Linked DNA regions of Homo sapiens: regions 1 and 3 are each linked to region 2. The links are chromatin contacts, found by Hi-C or POLR2A ChIA-PET in ENCODE. All regions are on one chromosome and are shown on one strand. The core of a region is the stretch at or near the end of the contact, and the rest is flanking DNA. Distances in the headings are between cores, read along the strand shown.

What was found. A loop is a pair of places that touch in the nucleus more often than their neighbours do. ChIA-PET counts read pairs that join two places held with the same protein, here RNA polymerase II (POLR2A). Pooled maps may share reads with other maps.
Region 1: a pooled map shows a loop between it and region 2 (5-fold over the local background). The contact joins the enhancer-like site here to the promoter of EIF2AK2 in region 2. A Hi-C loop is called at or near these places in 5 of 50 pooled maps. POLR2A ChIA-PET finds 5 or more read pairs at or near these places in 2 of 52 experiments (CD8-positive, alpha-beta memory T cell and activated CD4-positive, alpha-beta T cell).
Region 3: a loop to region 2 is called in a pooled map, with 4 times the contacts of the local background. The contact joins the enhancer-like site here to the promoter of EIF2AK2 in region 2. A Hi-C loop is called at or near these places in 1 of 168 maps with a recorded cell type or tissue (transverse colon) and 5 of 50 pooled maps. POLR2A ChIA-PET finds 5 or more read pairs at or near these places in 2 of 52 experiments (T-cell and activated CD4-positive, alpha-beta T cell).

Annotation. Positions count from the first base shown.
Region 1 is chr2:37,583,844-37,588,750 of GRCh38, forward strand. All of the region lies in intron 1 of LINC03063 (long intergenic non-protein coding RNA 3063), which reads left to right. Among named protein-coding and RNA genes, the nearest start is that of LINC03063, 24 kb to the left of the region's middle. Within about 2 kb of position 2,513, at least 30 of the 41 ENCODE cell types and tissues checked have a DNase peak (open chromatin) inside an H3K27ac peak, as active enhancers do.
Region 2 is chr2:37,154,121-37,158,881 of GRCh38, forward strand. EIF2AK2 (eukaryotic translation initiation factor 2 alpha kinase 2) reads right to left here and starts at 2,860. Exons shown (of 17, transcript NM_001135651.3): 1 at 2,788-2,860. RefSeq lists silencers at 2,650-2,769, 2,970-3,159 and an enhancer at 2,790-2,919.
Region 3 is chr2:37,632,428-37,636,835 of GRCh38, forward strand. No RefSeq gene overlaps it. Among named protein-coding and RNA genes, the nearest start is that of CDC42EP3, 37 kb to the right of the region's middle. RefSeq lists enhancers at 1,415-1,614, 1,635-1,704, 3,237-3,466. Within about 2 kb of position 2,829, at least 11 of the 41 ENCODE cell types and tissues checked have a DNase peak (open chromatin) inside an H3K27ac peak, as active enhancers do.

The sequences.
Region 1 (4,907 bases), core at 1,263-3,762, 430 kb after region 2:
CTAAACAGCAAATAGAAGATATCCTAGAGATGCAGAGAATTCAGGCCTAAATACCATTCATTCAGATCTATAGAGACCTATAGGGTTCCCAAAGCAAGCACTAATGTGTTTCTTCTAGTGATTGTTCATTTCTTTCAGGAATGCTGTTTGTCTTTTGTGACTCATAGCAGCCACTTTTACTGATTTTTTTTTTTTTTGGAATGTCAGATGTAGTGAGCTGCCTGGGCTAAAAAGAGTTTGGTACGCAGATTTGGGCTTCATTGGCTGTTTCCCATGGGAAAGTTAGTTGATTAGATTAAAGATGAAAGACTGTCCCAGTCAGCTGTTTAGGCCATACACAGATGGAAGGAATCGGGGAAGGCAGGGTGTACACATTTGCCATGATACTCAGCCCAGATAATTTAATATGAATTTCCCCCCTTTGTTGGTGAGGGGTTGGGAGTGATAAGGTCGAAGGCGTAAGAAATCTTAAAGTATTTGTTAGTGCCGATGGTGTAACCTCTAATTCAACAAAGTACTGCACATAGGGTGTCCTTGTAGGCTTTGGGAAAATTTTAGAAGAGAAGGAAAGAGAGAGAGAGAGAGAAGAAAGAAGCAAAAAGAGAAGAGAGAGTGAGGGGAGAGAGAAAGAGAGAGAAAGAGAAAGGATTAAATGTTTCTGGCATGCTGAGAATGAAATCCCTATGGGGTAGACAGAATTTGACTGAGATAAGCCATCTTTTATGTTTCAAGCAAAAGTGAACAGAGTCCATACACTAAGCAGGTGTCAGTAGAAAGGAATTAGGTCTGTGTTTTAATTTTAAAAATTAATTTCCTCACCTTAGAATCCAACGGTGGAAGGAATTTTCAAACACTTTACATCTTTCTGCTTGCTTCCAAGCAGGCAACTCAGTCACACCCAGCTGTTCCTTTTTACTCACTGTCTTCTTGATTTCCTAGGTCTTTTTCATTTTTGCAATTAAAATGACACGATCACTTGGATAGATTAGTTGAAAAAATTAAAACAGGACAATGGCCATTCTAAATTGTACAATTGCTTGATTAAACATTGATTGAATAGTTTGTGGCTTATTCAGTTCATTCATATTTATTCTCCCTGACTTTCTTCCCTGCCAACTTTTGACTATCTTACTGATTTATGAAAGTAGAGAGGGAAAAAGAAGAAAACAGGTGAAATCATTCTGCTATTTGCTAAGTGATCTGGTAACTTTGGGGTAGGCAATGGTATTGAAAAGGTAGAATGATACATTTGTATTCATTCTTTCTCAAAATCATGAGAAGATTATTTCTAATTTGGGGATATCTGCCACCTCCTCCCCCAAGTGATAATAAACACACACACACACACACACACACACACACACACAAACAAACACACACACACACACACACACTCCTCAAATCTTCAGGTGGAACAGACTTGGCCCTACTATCTCAGCACCTCTTTGGCTTTTCATATTTACTTTCAGTTTATAAAGACACATGTGCTGTTTCCAATCTGCTTAGGGTTGGTGTTTCTGTTGGGAAAGTAAATGGCAAAAGGACCACATGACTGCCAAGGGTAAACACTGCTGAAGGCCACAGCTGCTGCTTAAGGGGGAAGGCGTGGGCTGGCTGGAAAGTTAAGGCAACATGAGGAGGAGAGGTTAGAGATGGGGTGAGAGAAGAAAGACCTGCCCCTCTCCACCTGCCTCTGCTCATTTCCTTCAGGAAACAGACACCAAGATGGAATTAGGAATGCAAAACGTTGACTAGGGGGTGATGCCTGTGAAGGATAAAGGGAGAGGGAGCAGGAACAGGTGGGACAAGTCTCAGACCATGATGCAAGTCTCACATCTGTAAAGGGAGAGCAGGAAGGAAGAAGAATCGGGCAGGTAGAGTTTCAGCCTGCAGGGCAGCTCTGAGAAAGTCTTGGCTAGGCTGATAGGGACATCCGAAGCAACAGTTTCCCAGTAGGGCAGGCATGCCCAGCCCTAGCAGACTCCTACCTCTGTCCCCTCTCCCCATGCTCAATCATTGGCTAGGAGCAGCTCTGGAGAAGCGTGGCCCTGGTATGGATGCTGTAATGGATCCCACAGCTGTGACAGCTGTAGGGTGGCAGATAACTACACTTCTCACTAAATATTATCTTTTTAAAAGTTGTTTATAGTTTTAAATTTATTGTTTATGTTTAAGGTGTACAACATGATATTTTGATATGCATATACACACTGAAATGATCACTACAGTCGAGCAGATTCTCTCTTAAAGGGAGATCTGAGCAGCACCTCCTCATGGATGCCACACCCATGAGTCTTATTATAATAGTAACGACACTTACAAAAGGCAAGAGAGGGCAGCATGCCTGGTCACATTGCTACCATTTACCCTCACATCGTATTGATCACAAGAGCCACAAAACTGAGTTATAGTTTCCTTTTAGCTCTTAAAATCCTAAGGCACCTTGCAAAAGTTAGCCTGACCCAGTTTAGTTTCTTCTAGCTGTCACATGTGGTCCAAAAACCATCTAGAACGATTTGCAGCATGCTGACTCAACTTGTCGGAGCCGGAAGCCCCTTGGCAGACACGAGAACTATCTCATCTCTCAGATCTGTGTGGAAAGGGAAATTGATTCACTGTTTTCATTCCTTTTTCTTTTTCTGAGGTTGCTTCTAAGTGCTGGAGGGTGTTGGCTTTTCTATGACTCAGAAGTATAAATCTTTTCCTAAGGTGAAAGATTAATTTTCAGAATGGAGGAAAAAATCCTTCCTAGTTTTATACTTTAAGTATGAGAATTGGTTACACAGGGGCAGTTGATCCAGAATGTTACGTTGAAGGGGGGAGATAGGAGCATGACTGAACTATAAACCAAAAGGGGGTTTCTAAACACCTCTCCGCAGGTAAATTCAGCTTTGGAAAGAGCTTTTCAAAATCATGAGGCTATGATAGTTCAATTTAGCCTATCATAAAAATCATCTGCTTATTTACTTTGACCAACACATTCATATCCCCTCCTTGTTTTCTGCCTCTCTGAGTCCAGAGAATGAAATTATCTTCATGTGAGTAATAAATTGGAGACTGACAAGTCAAAGACACAAAGGGACATGAAATTCCACCTGTGGATTAACAATTGGCCTCTCCCAGAGTTTAAACTTTTCCAGATGCAAATTCCAGAGTGGGATGAGATATTCCACAGTCGACATTTGGGACAATAGCACTTGTAGACACTCAGGGAATAAACATTATGTAGTTGATGCAGTCAGGTCTATTTCATTTCAGTAAGGAAGGTGGCCAAGCTTCCATGGTGAAGGGTGGTGAAAGTGGGTGTTGTGAAGATTGAAAACTATTCAGTTTTGCTGAAGACAGATTCTGTGTTTTAGATTTCCTGCTGTCTCACTAAGCTTTCCTGAGCTTCCTGGGGTCGGGGGCAGGGCAGAAAGCCTGTCAATAGAAAAGGAGACAGGACTTGTTAAGTTTATTTCAAACCCATTGCTTCACTTCTCATAAGCTATTTTCTACCCCTATTTTTTAAGATCAAGGTACAGTCATGCAGGGAATTTGTTCCAAGGCTCCAGAAGATCCCAAAATCCTGGGATGCTTAAGTCCCTGGTAGAAAATGGCATAATATTTGCATACAACCTATGTACATCCTCCCACATATTTAAAATCATCTCTAGATTACTAATAATACCTAATACCATGTAAATGCTATGTAAATGGTTGTTGTAGTATATTGTTTTTGATTTGTGTTATTTTTTATTTTCCTCTCCTCCCCACACATATTTCTATGAACAGTTGATTGAATCGGCAGATGGGGAACCACTGATATTGAGGGCCTTGGGTATATGGTCCTATCCTTTGTTCGTCACTGATTCATTCTTTTGGTTTTGTTTTGTTTTTTTGAGACAGAATCTTGCTGTGTTACCCAGGCTGGAGTAGAGTGGTGCAATCATAGCTCATTACCGCCTTGACCTCCTGGGCTCAAGTGATGGCATCCACCTCAGCCTCCTGAGTAGCTAGGACTATAGCTACCACACCTGGCTAATTAAAAAAAATTTTTTTTTTGTAGAGATGGGGGTCTTGCTATGTTGCCCAGACTAGTAAAAAACTCCTGGCCTTGAGCGATCCTCCTGCCTCAGTCTCCCACAATGCTAGGATTACACGTGTGAGTCACAGTGTCTGACCTGATTTCATTCTTAGTGATTGCATGGTGGATATCATGGCTTACAGTGGTTTTCATTTTTTTTTTTTAAGTAGTGGAGCTCTTGCTTCATAGAAATATAAAAGATAGAAAAGTGAGGATGGAGAGTCTGACTCTCTGTCTTGCCAGTTTCTGCTTTAGGCATCTCCACAGACACCCAAGACTTTATGGGACATAGCTTGAAAGTTACTCTTAAAGTGAAAAAAGGTGTTGAATGTGAGTTTAGGCCTAGAACATAGAGTCTAGTTCTAGTTCTATTATTATTTAGTTTTTGTAACCTTGTGTACATAACAATAGCAATAACGGTAGTAATAGAGTACCCTGTAAATGCTTATGGTTATAAGAAAGGTTGTTATAATTAGTAACTAGATATGGGGTCACAGAACTGGTTTGGTGACTCACCAGCTAAGTGAGCCTGAGCAAGTCATTTATAAGGGAGTTACTTTTTAAATTGTGACATGAGAAGGTTGGACTTGCTTCCCTCCAATCCGTTCTCCACTCTCTATCCAGAGTGATCTTTCTGAAATGTGAATCCGATCCATGTCCCTCCTTTGCATCCACCTGTTCGTTGGCTCCGCATGATGTCTAGGATAAAGCCTCCCTCTTTAGCATGACATATGGTTGTCCTTGCTCACCTTTCTTGAGTGGCATTTTCTTTACTCTTTCCCTGCCCCCACCATACACACCGTATGCTTGGATGCATACTCACTGAATAATGTGAAGCTGC
Region 2 (4,761 bases), core at 1,610-4,109:
CTTCAAGACCAGCCTGACCAACATGGAGAAACCCCATCTCTACTAAAAATACAAAATTAGCCGGGGTGGTGGCACATGCCTGTAATCCCAGCTACTCGGGATGCTGAGGAAGGAGAATCGCTTGAACCCAGGAGGTGGAGGTTGCGGTGAGCTGAGATCGTGCCATTGCACTCCAGCCTGGGCAACAAGAGCGAAACTCCGTCTCAAAAAAAAAAACAAAAACAAAACAAACAAACAAAAAAACATCAATTCAATCATGCAGTCTCCACAAGCCACTGAAATTGTTTTTGTCGAGGTTACCAATGGCTTCCCTATCACTAAATCCAGTAGTCAGTTCTTAGTCCTTCTCTACTTGACTTACAACCAGCATTTGATGGGGTTGCGCATCCTCTTCGCCCTCCTCTCCCTGTCTTAGCTTGGACTTTTAAGACACCCACTCTCCTAGTTTTCTTCTTTTGAGACAGAGTTTCGCTCTTGTTGCCCAGGCTGGAGTGTGATGGTGGCATCTCGGCTCGCTGCAACCTCTGCCTCCCGGGTTCAAGCGATTCTCCTGCCTCAGCATTCCGAGTAGCTGGGATTACAGGCGCCCACCACCACGCCCGGCTAATTTTTTATATTTTTAGTAGAGACGGGGTTTCCCCATGTTGGCCAGGCTGGTCTCAAACTCCTGACCTCAGGTGATCCACCCACCTTGGCCTCCCAAAGTGCTGCGATTACAGGCATGAGCCATGGCACCTGGGCCTGGTTTTCTTCTGTTCTGACAAGCTACTCCTTTTCTGTCTCCTTTCCTGGTTCATCTTCAACTTCTTTTCTTCTATTTTTTTTTTTTTAACCTTTTCTATGGTTCTAACTTCCTCTTTTCTAGATATTCTAGCATCACTGGGCCCGGTCCTTAGACTTGCTCTTTTCTACTTGGACTCACTCCCCTGGTGATCACCTCCAGGTTTGTGGCTTTAAATTCCACGGACACAATGATGGTTCTCAAAAGCACGCTTCCACCATGGACTCTCTCCTGAACTCCCAACTGCCTCTGTCCAACCTGCTCCCTCCTAAAATGCCCTTGACTCTATTCCTTCTGCTGTCTTGGCCTGGTCAATTTCTACTTCCTACAGATTTCAGCTCAAAATCCCAGACACTCCTTCACAGGCTCTTCCACAGTGCTCATCCCCTTTATTAAAATTGCTTATTTAACTATTTTCCAAAATAGAGCATGAATTACTACAGGTAAGGGACCAGGCTCAATAATGAATGAGTGAGTACCAAAATATCTCCAGATACCCCATCCAGGACTTGTCACCTGCTTTTCTCTACATTTATAGTGCAATATCTGCATTCTCTCTGTACCCACCAATATCCACTCATCTATCAGGATCAACACAGCCTTCTTTGATGCTGGAGGGTCAGCTAGTATGGGCTTGCCACTCCACCTTGCCCAACCTTCAACACAGCCCTGACTGCTTTTTAAACTAATTAGTGAGCTCTTTGGGGAGCAGATTCTACATCTTATTCACTCATCTGGAAGAAACCTCCATCATAATCACTAAAAAATAATATTTGTCCATCTTACTAATGCCCAGAAATTATTTTGGCTATGCCTCCACTTCCTTTCCAGCAGACTACATACAGCCTGGCCAACACGGTGAAACCCTGTCTCTACTAAAAATAAAAAAATTAGTTGGCTGTGCTGGCGGGCACCTGTAGTCCCAGCTACCTGGGAGGCTGAGGAAGGAAAATCGCTTGAACCTGAGAGGCAGAGGTTGCAGTGAGCCCAGATCGTGCCACTGCATTCCAGCCTGGCGACAGAGTGAGAATCTGTCTCAAAAAAAAAAAAAAAGAAAAGAAAAGAAAGAAAATGTCACCAGGTGATAACTACTATGTTGACAACCGAAGTAGTGGAAGGGGGAACAGCAAGGGCAGAGCGGGGTTTCTTGTATAGGCAGGTTGTTTGAGGAAGGCTGCTCTGATAAGCTGGCATGGGAAGCAGTGCAGGATAAGGGAGGGATTTCCCCATGCAGTTATCTGGGGAAGAAGCTTTCCAGAAAGAAGAAACAAGCAGTGCAAAGGCCTAGAGGCTGGAGGATGCTTGGCTGTGCACCAGGAACAGCAAGGAAGCCAGCGTGGCCGGAGTAGGGGGTGCGAGGGGCCTTGCCTGTGAGCCTTAATAAATGTTTATAGGATTCTGATGAGACAGGAAAGCTACGGGGAAGGTCGGAGCAGGGGAGAGTCTGGTTCTTACTTAAAGGAACATTCCAGATGCTGAGGTGTGGAGAAGAGGTAGGGGGTGGAGGTTCAGGGGTGAGGATACGGAGTGGGAACAGGAACTGCGGCCAGGCAATTGGGAAACTACTGCAACTCTCCACGGAAGAGATTTTTAGCCAAAGATTGTTCAGCCAGTCTATGAGTATTTCAGGCCTCCGTATTTTCCATGTGTCAAGCCACTAGGCCTATTCGTCTTCCACTAGACCCCGCCCCACAACTGCTGCCTGGGAAATATTTGTTACTTGCACTGATAAAAATTCTTCACGGGAAGGAAATGGCTTTCAGTCCCCACCCCGCTCCACGATCCTTTCCCTGGATTTGGGGAGGGCCCCACACCCGGGCTGCGGACCTGGGCCTGCTCTCCCAGTGCTGACCCAGCCGGGGCCAGGGGCTTCGGATCAGCGTCCGCGTCCTGAGCTGGGGACGCAGGATTGGCGAGTCCCGCCCCGGCTGGGCCTGCAGCCCCTCGTACGTGGCCCCCCGGCCCCCGCTCCCCGCGCTCCCTCGGCTGCCCCCTGCCCTGCTCACCTGCGCCGCCGCCGCCGCCGCCGCCGCCGCCGGCCGGAGACCCGCGGCTTCGGGAGAGCTGGTTCTCAGTTTCGTTTTCCCCTTGGACTCCGCCTTCCCTGCAGCCGCCCGGCCCCCTCTCGCACAAGCCCTCGTCTGCTACGGGATTGGGGTAAATTGGCGCTGGATCCAGAGTGCGCGCGAGAGGCACTGGCGGGCGGGCTTGGCACCGGCGGGCGGGCTTGGCACCGGCAGGCGGGCTTGGCACCCACGTGCTGCCCCTGCACGGCCAGGACCCTGCACCCCCATCCCCCGCCCCCGGGGCTCCTAGGGTTCTCCGCTGGCCTAGTCCGCTGGCCGCACTAGGTTCTCGAATCAAGGGTTCCACTTACTCTCAACACAAATATTTGGGGTGGGGTTGGGAAGATGGATCTTACCAGCTCCATTCTACAATAGAGGAAACTGAGTAAATGAACTCACCCAGGGGTCCTGCCGCTCGTAAGTGGCAAAGCCAGGATTCAGTTCAAGTCGGGGCCTGTAAACACCAAAGCACTCTTTCCCTCTTGCCACACCGCGGCCCCCTCACCTTTACAAGCCTGGGGATCAGAGGCCTGGGGGCGTAATCTCCTTCACTCCGCTCCCACCCATCCATTCATTCATGAGCAGACACTTGCCAGCCGCTGTAAAAGCACCTGTGGGCCAGTCCTGCTGCTAAATAGAGACACCTGCTTCCTACAGTACCCCAGGGAGCTTCCTACCATAGTCCAACACCAGTAGTCCTCGATTTATAGAAATTCTACTCACCTGATGGACTGCGACACACTCCCAGAGTCACACAGAGTTCCAGAGTTCATTGGCACAGTGACTAATGAGTATTGAGGCACAGAGAATTTGGATTAACACAGGTAGTAAGCAGCGGAGTTAGAATTATAACCAGGAGTTTGTACTCTCAGTATCTTAGCTGGGATAAGAGAGGAAGGTGGTCCAAAGACAGACCTCAAATATACATTAAATATTATGCCTAGGCCGGCGCGGTGGCTCATGCCTGTAATCCCAGAAATTTGGGAGGCTGAGACGGGCGGATCACCTGAGGTCAGGAGTTCAGGACCAGCCTGGCCAACATGGCAAAACCCCGTCTCTACTAAAAAACACAAAAATTAGCTGGGCGTGGTGGCAGGCACCTGTAATCCCAGCTACTCCAGAGGCTGAGGCAGGGAGAATTGCTTGAACCTGGGAGGCAGAGATTGTAGTGAGCTGAGATCATGCCACTACACTCCAGCCTGGGTGACAGAGTGGGACTCCAATTCAAAAAAAAAAAAAAAAAATTACACCTAGGCAGGCATCCTCTCCAGCCTCCCTTCTCCATCCCCCAACAACCCCACATTGCAGGGTATCAACAACTAAAATCTACACTTTCCTTGTAGCTCTGGTCCTGGGCATAGCTTAAGTCCCCTATATGTAAAGCACTGGCGGGAGGTTTAGAAGGTAGACATGAGGCAGAGCCATCTTTTTGTGGCATTTCCAGGTGACAAGAAAACTCTGACAGTGCTGTGTGTCCATTTGTCAGCTTTGTGGGTGTGGGATGGCTGTGGCAGCAGCAATGGCAGTAGCAAGGACAAGTTTTTCTGACTTTTTGAGCCCCTGAACTGCCCAAGAGAGCTTAAAGAATGAAAAATGGCAAGCTTAAGCATGATCAGAGGACACACGCTTTTATGACTGTACCAGAAAACCCTCCTATTTCAGGGAGCCTCAGGGGTGATGTAAAAATCTGCCTTCTCTGCTGGGGAAAGATTTGGAAGGAATGATATCAGAGGGTTGGTGATGAGGTCCAGGGGAATGATATGATATGGGTGAACCTCTTGGAATGGGTAAAGTGTGAGCATATTGGACTCCCTGAGGAGCCCAATTCCCTACTGTCTGGGCTCTCAGCTGCAAAGCTTGGTGCTGCAGGCACCAGAATTACAATATAATTGTTTTGAGACAGAGTCTTGCTGT
Region 3 (4,408 bases), core at 1,579-4,078, 480 kb after region 2:
TTATCTGTTTATTCATTCTTTCATCCTTCATTCAGCAATAGCTTCTGTGCTGGGCTGGGAGTCAGGTTGGAGGAATGTGCCCTCTCACCAGGAGGATGGACTTGATTGTATCACTGTGGGGGACCCACTGAATAGTGGGACCTCTGCAAAGTGCAGTGCAGCCCAAGAGGAGAGAACAACTGATTCTAACACAGGCTTCACAGAGAAGGTGACAGAGGTTTTAACGGGTTAGTAAAAAAGGAGTTCATGCAAAGACAGAAAGGCTGAAAAGACGGGTATTTGGGGAGTTCTGCAATGGTAAATGAGGGGGAAGCTAAATGTGTGTGGCTGGTGGCATAAGTAACGTGGGATGTGTAGATTGAGGCCAGAAGGCGAAGGGACTTGAGTGCCATTTTCAAGACTTTGTTTGGACTTTGTCTCCTAGCTATGGAGACCTCATAAGGACCTTTAGTCAGGGTGGTGACTTAAGAGTGGGCACTATTGGAATCAGAGGCTCTTACAATAACTGTGAGAGGGAATAAGGACTTAAGGCAAAGACCTTCTTTGTGATTATAGACAAATTTATTATGCAATACAATAGATAAAAAAGATTAATGCATAAGTCTTCATAGCCCCTCTTCCTCTTCTTCCCCATACCCCCCAGGAAAATTCTAGCAGAGCTATGGATTATGAATTGGATTTTCTTTGGAGTTCTTTAAGAGAAGAATATAAATATTCTAAATGCTTTAATTCTTCTTTGTTGCTACATCTTGATTTGTTTGTTTTTTCACTGTAACTGCACTGAGATCAGTCCCCATGGAGCTCTAGGTTATTAGGGCTACATAACATGTTTTTTTTTTAGGAGAGCCAGTATAATGTTGGGTGACCCAAAGGTTTATGCCTACTTGGGGGCAGTTTGAAGACCTACTAGTTAGTCACATCTACAAAGATAAGATAGGCAAGGTTTTAAAAACCCAAATCCTGTCTGGTTTCCTGCTACCACAGTAATTTCCTGAGGAATACTCCAGGATAAGAACATGCTGTTTATTACCAGCTAGGGCTTTGTCCTTGACACCTCACAAAAGTGCCTGTTCCAGGTCATGAACTTGGGTCAATCTGTGGGCAAGATGTAAGAACCCTTTGCCTCCTCTGAACTCGGAAGCAATTGAGATGACATCCATCTTTGGATGTTCTCTCCTGGACTCTACCTGGTTCCTGCTTGGTTTTCTAACAGAGGGAAAAAAGAGGATGCCGCTTTCCAACCATAAGGAGGCCTCCATCCAATCTTATCCTATCAGCTGCCAGGAAGGAAAAAGAGAGAAGTGATCTCTGTTCTAAGAAAGTTGCATTTTAAAGGAAGAAGTTCTGAATGAAGTGCCCCAATCAGGAGCAAGGATGCTTATCTTCTTTCCTCCTCTGATATGGTTTGACCGTGTCCCTACCCAAATCTTATCTTGAATTGTAGTTCCCATAATCCCCATGTGTCATGGGAGGGACCCAGTGGGAGGTAATCGAATCATGGTGGTGTTTACCTGCATGCTGTTCTCGTGATAGTAAGTTCTCATGAGATCTGATGGTTTTATAGGGGCTTTTCCCCTCCTTCTCTCTGCACTTCTTCTTGCTGCCACCATGTGAAGAAGGGTGTGTTTGCTTCCATTTCTGCCGTGATTCTCTTTCCTGAGGCCTCCCCAGCCCTGCAGAAGTGTGAGTCAATTAAACCTCTTTCCTGTATATTTAATCAACTATCTAGTCTCTGTTATGTTGCTCCATTAGCAGCATGAGAACAGACTAATACAGCTAACCCACTTTACCCTTAGCAGCATAGATTCAATTCCACCTTCTTTGTGGAATTGAATTCCTAATTCATATTAGGGTGTTGGGCAGAGTGAGTATTTGACTTTCATTTATTCATTGGATTTTACATCCAGGTTGTGCCACTAGCACAAACAGTTCATGGAGGGCCTTGTATACCTGTTTAGGAATTTGGGCTTTGTATGGTAAAGGAGAGTTTCTGAAGGTTGTTAATTAGGGACTTTATGGGTTTAGATGTTCAGTTAGAGAAGCTTAAAATATTTTTTAAAATATAGTATCTAAAAAATATTTTTAGAGCCCATCACTCAAAATTAAAAAGGAAAAACATTGGCAGGGGTCATTCTAAAGACAGTGAAATAGTTAGGAAGCTGTTGCTATATAATAGAAGCAAGGTATGATGAGGGCCTGAATGGAGTCAGTGGCAGTGGGATTGGAGAAAAGAGATTGGACATGAGAAATATTTAGGAGGCAAAAGAAGAGGGTTGTGTGGAAAAAGGAGTCACTTCCCGGGTTTTGTCCTGAGAAGCTGGCTGGATGGTATTGTCACTCACAAGCACAGGAGAAGGAGGATGGAAGCATATTTTTGTTGGTGGTGAACTTGATTTGAAATATGGTAAATTTGGGGTTCTGGCAGGCCAAACAAGCAGAGATGTCCAGGGCTCATCTGGATATTCAGGTCTGAAGCCCAGGAGTTGTATTTGGGCAGGAGATAGAGATGTGGGAGTCATCAGAAAATAGATGGCAGTTGAAGCTCTGAAACAAGACATCACCAAACAGAAGAATGAGAATGACCCTAGGGTGCGTGGTAGCAATGGGGTCAGTAGTCGAAGAAGAACCGGGAAGGATTCACAGTGGTGTAGTTGGTGGGAGAGAAGGAAAACCAGAGAGAAGGGAGTGAGAGGAGCAGCAGTGCCCTGGAGAGTCAAGTGCTGCAGAGAAGAGAAGAAAGGGAGGTAGGGTGGGGAACATCTGTGACTTTAGGAAGGTGGTTCATTGGTGACTGCTGAGCGCAGCTTCAGTGAACGGTGGCAGTAGATCTGGAGGAAAGTGACTCAGTGAATGTGAGGTGAGCAAATGGAGACATTGGTGTAAATGCCCCTTTCGAGGTTGTGGAAGTGGCTCACGTTTTTGAGGCAGGGCTGTGTTTGTTTTTCAGAGGTAGGGACTCGAGCATATTCTCTGCAGAAGCCCCCAGTCAGTGAGACTGGTAAAGACTGTTGTCATGTAGTCAGAGGCAGAGTCTCAGTTCTACTCCTTCTCTTATCTCTGTCACACTGAACACTTCTGCTCTTTCTTAAATCACCAGTTGGCTCCTGGGGCTCCCAGGCCTTTCTGGGTTTGCTCTGGGTTTATTCACCTCTTGTGTCAGTCTGTTCTCATACTGCTATGAAGCAATACCCGAGACTGGGTAATTTATAAAGGAAAGAGGTTGAATTGACTCATAGTTCTGCAGGACTGGGGTTGCCTCAGGAAACTTATGGTCATGGCAGAAGCGGAAGCAAACATGTCCTTCACGTGGCAGCAGGAGAGAGAAGTGCAAAGGGGGAAAACCCCTTATATAAAAACATCAGATCTTGTGAGAACTCACTATCATGAGAACAACATGAGGGTAACTGCCCCCATGATTCAATTATCTCCTGCTGGGTCCCTCCCATGACACGTGGGGATTACGGGAACTACAATTCAAGATGAGATTTGGCTGGGGATGTAGCCAAACCACATCACCCCTGTTAGAGGTGGAGGATTTGCTGTGCCCCACTCACTGCCACCCCCACTGCCACCAGGGCAGTCATGTCTCACATGGTGCGACATTTGGTATCCCCACTCCTTCACCCACTTGTGCCTTCAGAGAGGACTCGGAGCCCTCAGGAGAGCTACAGGGTAGTCCCGTAAATAGCCAGGGGCCAGTGAGATGATGTACTCTGAGGAGAGGCTTCCCACAATACAAACCTTAGGTGTCAAATGTGCTATGAGGACACTGAGGCATTGTACCCTCAGCACCTGTGGCAGGTAGGTGGGGCCCAGGCCAGCCACAACAGCCCTTTCATTTCCCCATGGTGCTGTCCCAATGTCATAATTTTCTTTGTCATGATATGGGAAGCACTGCCTGATGGGGCCCCACCTCCAGCACATTGGCTGTCTCTCTGTCACTTGGCTTCCTGAATGGTATTTAAACGCCCCCCGCATCACTGTTGGGTCTCAGCAAACTCTCTGGCCTCTTGTTCAATTTGCCCTCTGCATACTGGGAAGGCCTATTTAACTTTGCCTGGCATCTGTGTGGAAGAAACACTTCTTAGGCAAAGAGCTCCTGGAAGACAATCTCCCTAGCAACAATGAAGCATCCTCTCTACAGTCTTTTCTGCCTCTCTTTTGTTGTTATCTGGATGACAGGGATTGAATCTGGCCTCTGCCCATATCAAATGCTGTCTGGGGCTGGAAACAAGCCTCAAAACATGTTTTAAATATTTTATTTCCCCCCGTCTCCCCTAAGTCTGCCCACCATGCATACGCTTGATTAAAGTTATGCCCCAGTGATCAACTGTGAGTGACAGTGACCCTCCTAAAGGTAGTCTACTTAGCCTCTGGGCTCAGGCAACACACCTGTGTCTGATTAGAC